Linked DNA regions of Homo sapiens: region 2 is linked to region 1. Evidence: chromatin loops called from intact Hi-C (ENCODE). Cell type or tissue: heart left ventricle. All regions are shown on one strand. Links, peaks and the distances in the headings refer to the core of each region. The heading gives the core; the rest is flanking DNA. Region 1 has its middle 60 kb from the start of GLI2. Region 2 has its middle 120 kb from the start of LINC01101.

What was found. Hi-C counts contacts between places; a loop is a spot of excess contacts. Peaks named below come from ENCODE experiments on the same cell type or tissue, not always from the same donor. Only the 100,000 strongest peaks of a DNase experiment are listed, where the experiment ranks them.
Region 2: a loop joins it to region 1, with 2.4 times the contacts of the local background. A loop is called at or near these places in 10 of 110 quality-filtered maps.

The regions. Positions count from the first base shown.
Region 1 is chr2:120,674,560-120,677,463 of GRCh38, reverse strand. No RefSeq gene overlaps it. Among named protein-coding and RNA genes, the nearest start is that of GLI2, 60 kb to the left of the region's middle. In heart left ventricle, for the core only: a CTCF peak has its summit at 1,739 (motif pointing right); a DNase peak (open chromatin) is centred at 1,805; H3K27me3 peaks cover 1,754 bases.
Region 2 is chr2:120,586,082-120,588,985 of GRCh38, reverse strand. No RefSeq gene overlaps it. Among named protein-coding and RNA genes, the nearest start is that of LINC01101, 120 kb to the right of the region's middle. RefSeq lists an enhancer at 1-862. In heart left ventricle, for the core only: no CTCF peak of the experiment used is centred there; DNase peaks (open chromatin) are centred at 1,405 and 1,795; H3K4me3 peaks cover 687 bases; H3K27me3 peaks cover 2,149 bases.

The DNA.
Region 1 (2,904 bases), core at 300-2,799:
ACGGCCGCATGGTTTTGAGTTTGGGGACCCCCTTCCCATGGCTCCTGTGTGGTTTGCCACGGCCGCATCGTTTTGGGGACCCCCTTCCCATGGTTCCTGTATGGTTTGCCGCGGCCACATCATTTTGGGGACCCCCTTCCCATGGTTCCCGTGTGGTTTGCCGCAGCCACATCATTTTTGGGAGCTTCCTTGCTCTATAGCATCAAGAGATGCTGCCGACTCCTCCTGTCCTTTCTCTGACCTGGCCCTGGAACGAGCTGTTTCTCTTGGAAGCCCTGGTTTGTTGTATTGAGACTGGTGTTTAGAAATCAAGATCTGGGTGCTGGCTGTGCTCATTGCCACCAGGCTCTCATTACCTCTAGGCACTCCCAGCAGCTAGACTAGGAAATACACACACACACACACACACACACACACACACACACACACACACCTGTATACACATTAAAAACCACGAGTTCTTACTGACACCCCTAATTCTAATCCAGTATCACAGGGTTCTCCGTCTTGGTGTATCTTTGATCTCCTTATCCATCATCTATTGACTGATTTGCTCAGTTCCAGAAGGCATGTAAAATAGTTTCAGAATCAGTGACCCATACCCTTGTGAAAAATTGACCAACTAGTCATGGTATGATATGTGTATATACGTCTTTTCATTTTTAGCCTTTGAGGATGCAATAAAAACACTGTTTTCCAAAGTTTCTTAGGTTAGTTCCCCCATCTTTTCAGTGGAAGTATATAAATCATTTGTAAAACTATTAGTGCCACTTATTTCTGTTTGTATTCTATTTTGGGTTTCCTCTCATTAAAAAAAATTTTTAATCTAGTACATGAAATATGCACATGATTCTAAAAGTCAGAACGATTCAAAAGGTATACACAGTGTCACTCCCTCTAATTCTTCTGTGTCATTCCCATCATCCACCCTTTTCCTACCTATGCCCACACCCTCGAGGAACCACCCCCGACAGGCAACCCGTCTTATTGGTTTCTGATTTATCCTTCCTCTGTTTCTTCTTCACAAAAGAACAGGTTTCGTATATTTTATTTTCCTTCCCCTCTTCCTTCGATGAAAAGTAGCATGTTACAGATATTCTTTAGCACTTTGCTTTTGTATTTAACGATATAATCTAGGAATCACTCCACCCTAAAGTCTCTTCTAATCCAAATATTCCCCTCCACGCTTCCATTTCCCCTGTGTCACTGAGTTGTTGGAGAAACTGGCAGTCTGTCCTGTGGAGCTTCCTACCATTGGGACTTTGCTGATTGAACCTGCAAAGTGGAGCGTCACCCATCCCCCTGCCCTGTCTTTTCTTTAACGGGTCATTGGATTTGGAGGCTTGGTCGGAGTCAAGTTTGCTTTCTTGGGAAAAGACTCAGAATTTAAAGAGATCCTTGGCAAAGCAAAGATAACTTTTGCGTAGGTCCAAATGTGTGTCCACAGGGCCCGGCTAAGCATGCTCCCAGATACTGTCGACCTCTGGGCCACTCCCTCTGCACAAGCTCTGGCCTCTTTGTCTAAAATGGGGGTTCCTTTCCTCCTGATGAACTTTGGGGTGTCGACATGCCCCTGGGGATTTACACTGAGTTTCTAATTCCTTAAAGCGGGTGGGTCAGGCCATCCTCGCTTTCATCCTTTCCAATCTGCGGGAGCTGGAGGAGAGGTTTGCACGTCTCAGTTATTGTTGTGAAAATGCAACGGATTCTGCAATTCCTGCCTGTAAAGTCCGAGGTGGCCGGTAGAGGGGGGTGTTACTCCCCAAGAACCGGCTCTGGCCTCGGCTGGGCTGTCTGGCGGCCTCCCTCCCTTCTACCGAGACTATTCTTGTCTCGGTCATTACCTGGGTATGGCAGCAGGGACAGGCCGGTGCCTGCCACGCAGGGGTGTCCACCCCCTTCTTGGTAAGCCGCACCCCGTGGGGCTGACGGGGTGTCCTCGAGCTCACAGAGAAGGATGGTCACGTGGGCCCAGGGAAGGAGCGGGCATGACTGAGGGCGGCCGTCCCCACTGTCACCAGGTTCCTGGGGCCGGCTCTCCCCTTTCCCTCCACTCCCCTGCACCCGCCGGCTTCCCCCATGCCTGGCCTGGTTCAGACTGGGCTTGGGAAGTGAGTCAGGGCCTGACTATATGTGATAAAGAGAAGCTCCTTGCTTTTAAAGGACAGTAAGGGGGTCGTCTTACACTTAGCAGCCCGGACAGAATTGATTTTTTTACAGACCCCTCTGTGGGCGAGTGCCTTTTATGAAAAAGGCAAAAATATTTAATAAGAATGAAACCCCCTGAATGGTCCCGGGTCCTATCAGAAGCGGGAAGTCCCCTTTTTAAATGGTCGCAGGCATCTCCTTTGATCACACGATATCACTGAACATGCAGTCCTCACACCCCCAACTTCATTCTCATCTCATTTTTCTCCACGGTGCATGCCAGCCTCTGACACGTGGTGGCCCTCTCTCGAGGGGGTGCTGGTGCCTGACTCCTTTGGACACCCTGTGAAGGCAGGGCCAGACAGGTCGCAAGGGAAAACCATCGGTCAAGGTGAGTGTTGCAGGCGCCCTGGAGGAAGGCACCGTGTCACCTGCTGGCCCAAGGGCTTCCAGAATTCCATGAATTACAACAGGGAATGCATCTGCCAAGCATCCTAGACCCACGTTTCTGGCCGGCACAGCCTCGCCCTCTGTGGAAATCAGCATGAGAGGTGCCACACAGAGGCTGCCTGGAGAGTGGGCTGAACAGGGGGAAGGAGTAATCCCCCATGGCCGTCTCCACCCTCACATCTCCATCCCTGCCACGTGGGGCCTGGGGTCTGGGCTGCTCTCTGGATAGCCAGGGCTGTGCTAGGCGCTGCTCAGGCTGGGCTCTCTGATGGCCCCTAAGATGTCAGCAAGACCTACCCATGACAC
Region 2 (2,904 bases), core at 111-2,610, 88 kb after region 1:
GTGATTTTGCTAAAATATCTCACCTAGCTCTGAGCACTCCCTGTTCACCTACCTCTCCCTCCCATCCCTCCATCACGTCTGGACACCTGATGCCCCTTATCTCTTGGCCCCAGTGCACGTGGGTTATCCAAATCTTCAGTTCCAGGCTCATGTCTGTCCTCACAGATTGACAACCTTCAGAAATGTCTCCAGCTTTTGGACCCTGGCTCCCTGGACTGCTCTTGACTTTGCCTGCTGCCCAGGTTTGGGGTCTACTTGCGTAGTGGGTATCGATTGGGGTGGGTGTCCAGCTGATGGGAGTGTGTCCAGTATGTGACCTGCCCCTAGCCACTGCCAATTAGCCCAGGATGGGGCCACTTGAACCAGGCTGAGCCAAGCAGAAGCCTTTACAATTCCCCATGCACAGACTGTCCCCAGACCAAGAGAAGCCAGAGACTCCGGTGTCCAGCTGGAACTAGAGCCGGCACCCCCAGTGCCAGCCCTGGCCACCTCTGCCTTGTCTCCATCCCTCCCGCTTTGCTCCACACACCCCCCTCCCTGGCCTCCTTATGCTGCAGCCTCAAGACCATTGCCTCTTCCTGGAAGTCTCTCTCACCTCCCTCAGGTCTCTGCTCAGGTGTCACCTCCTTCGAGGGGCCATTCCTGTCGCCCTGCTGGCTTCTCCTGGAGGTGCTCTCGCTGGTGTCCTAAGAGGCCAAAATCTCTTGTTTTGTTCCCTGTGGAACCGTCTGAGTCTAGAAGAGTGCAGGTGCACAGTGGGTCCTGTTACATTTCTGGAATTCAGGGAGAATGAGTAAGGATGGTGCAGTAGTAGCGAGACTCACAGAACTCTGCCTGCAGGGGCCATTTTCCCCAGCGAAGAGAGCTGCCCAGTGAAATAACAGAGGCCTGGGGCTCACACCTTAATGGTGAAGGGCTTAGTCTGGGCCAGGTGACGATCTTCACCTCTCTGCCTCGGTTTCTTCAGCTGAACAATAGGAATAATCACCTGCCTCTTAGTGCGATTTTGAGGATTAAATGCAGGAATGCGAGTAGGCTTTGGACTTCAGTCAAGGCTCAGTAGCATAATAATGGGTCAGGAGCACGCAAGCTCCAATTAGAAGCACTTAGGGAATCGTATTATTCTCCCAATACCTGATTTATGTAATAACAGAACTCCTGCTATCACCAGCTAGGCACGGTGGACCAGAGAGGGCCAGAGGCGACCCCAGGCTTGCAGCCGACTTGCCAGCCCGGGCCGCAGGTCGGGACCGGCGCCGGCTACCCCTCCGAGGGCGGCCGAGGGCGCGGCCCGGCCCGCGGGGCGGCTTTGTGCGTCGCCTGATTTCCATTTCCCCAGATAAACACGCGGCGGGGGCCGCGACCTCGCTGCCTAGCAAATGCCTCGGCTCCCCGCCCCGCGTGGGGCCCGCGAATGAGATGATTTACTCCTGTTTTGCATATTAATTGACCTAAATGCCACCCGTTCTGGGAACAATTAAGAGGCCCTTTGGCGCCCGGGGCCACGGGCTGGCGGCGGCGAAGTGGCGGGCGCCCCCTCGGGGCCGCGGGCCGGGCCGGGGCAGGGGGATCCGGGGACGCGCGGCCCCCACCTCCGCCGGCCGCGGGCACAAAGCGGCCTTTGTGCGGGCGCCGGGCAGGGCGTTTCCGCGCAGACAAAGCCCCCGCGCCCTGCCCTCCCACCCTGCCTCCAGGCGCCTGAAGCCTCGCAGAGGACAGGCCTTCATGCCCTTCCCTCCCCAGCCCCGCGACGTGGGGTGCCGCTTTGATCTTCGCTCTTCCCCGGAGGCTGAGTGGCTCAGTGGCTCACAGGTGGGATCCGCCTCCTACCCGGTCACGGCCGTGCCCTTGCCCTTGGCAGTGCGGGCGGCGCGGGGACAGCGTGCCTCGATCCAGGCCTCTCAGCCGACCTGAGCCGGAGCCACGGAGCTGGGGATGCCCGCGCAGCTCTGCGCCGTCACCCTGTGTCCAGGCGCACTGTAGAAGGGGGCCGACAGGAAGAGGCGCTGCGCCAGAACTGTTCCTTCCAAAGCACACCTGCTTCGTGCCTTCCTTGGGTTTCCACCGTAGGAAACTGGCACCACCTCCTACCCCCTGCTGGGGCTGGAAACAGCGCCACCCCGCTTGACTCTTTCCTGTTGCCTATGGCTCTCACCCCACTCCTTCCCGCATTTCCGCAAGTCCTGTGGGTTCCAGAATACCCCATGTCCTCTCTCCATTTGCACTACCTCTGCGCCTGTCACCAGCACAAGGGCTCCAACTCTCCCCAGTGGCCACTCCGGCCCTGTGGTTTCCCATGCGGGTGCTACTGGCAGGCTTTCAGGGGGTAAATCAGACCCAGCTGCTTCATCGCCCCACCCCCCACGCCAGCCCTTCAAAGGTTTCCCTTTGCACTCAGAAATCTACTCCTCTTTCCATGGGCCCGGGGACCCCGTGGGAGTCAGCATTCCTGCTGTCCCTTGGCCTCTAGGAGCTTATTCCAGACCTCTTTTAGGAGAGCATATTTAAGAGGAAACCTGAAGGATGAGGAGGGAACTGGCCAGCTAAGGAGTCAGGGGAACAGTGTCTCAGGCAGAGGGAACAGTGAGTGCAAGGGCCCTGAGGCCAAAAAAAAGCCCTTGGCTGGTTCTAGGATGGCCCAAGGGCTGCGTGGCTTGGAGTACAAGGGAGCACAGAGTGAGAGCAAAGGATCACCCAGGTGGGCAGGGGCCCAGCCTCTCGGGTAAGGGGTGGGCAGGGGCCGGGCCTCTCAGGTAGGGTGCTTGGGTTTTAAGCAGGAGGGTGACTGGATCTGGTCTACGTGTTCATGAGCAGTTACCTCTCTATGTGAGCATCTTGGGGTGTTTCCTCACCTCCTCCTCCAACAGCTAGGCTCCCCTGCACACCCCAACACACACACACACA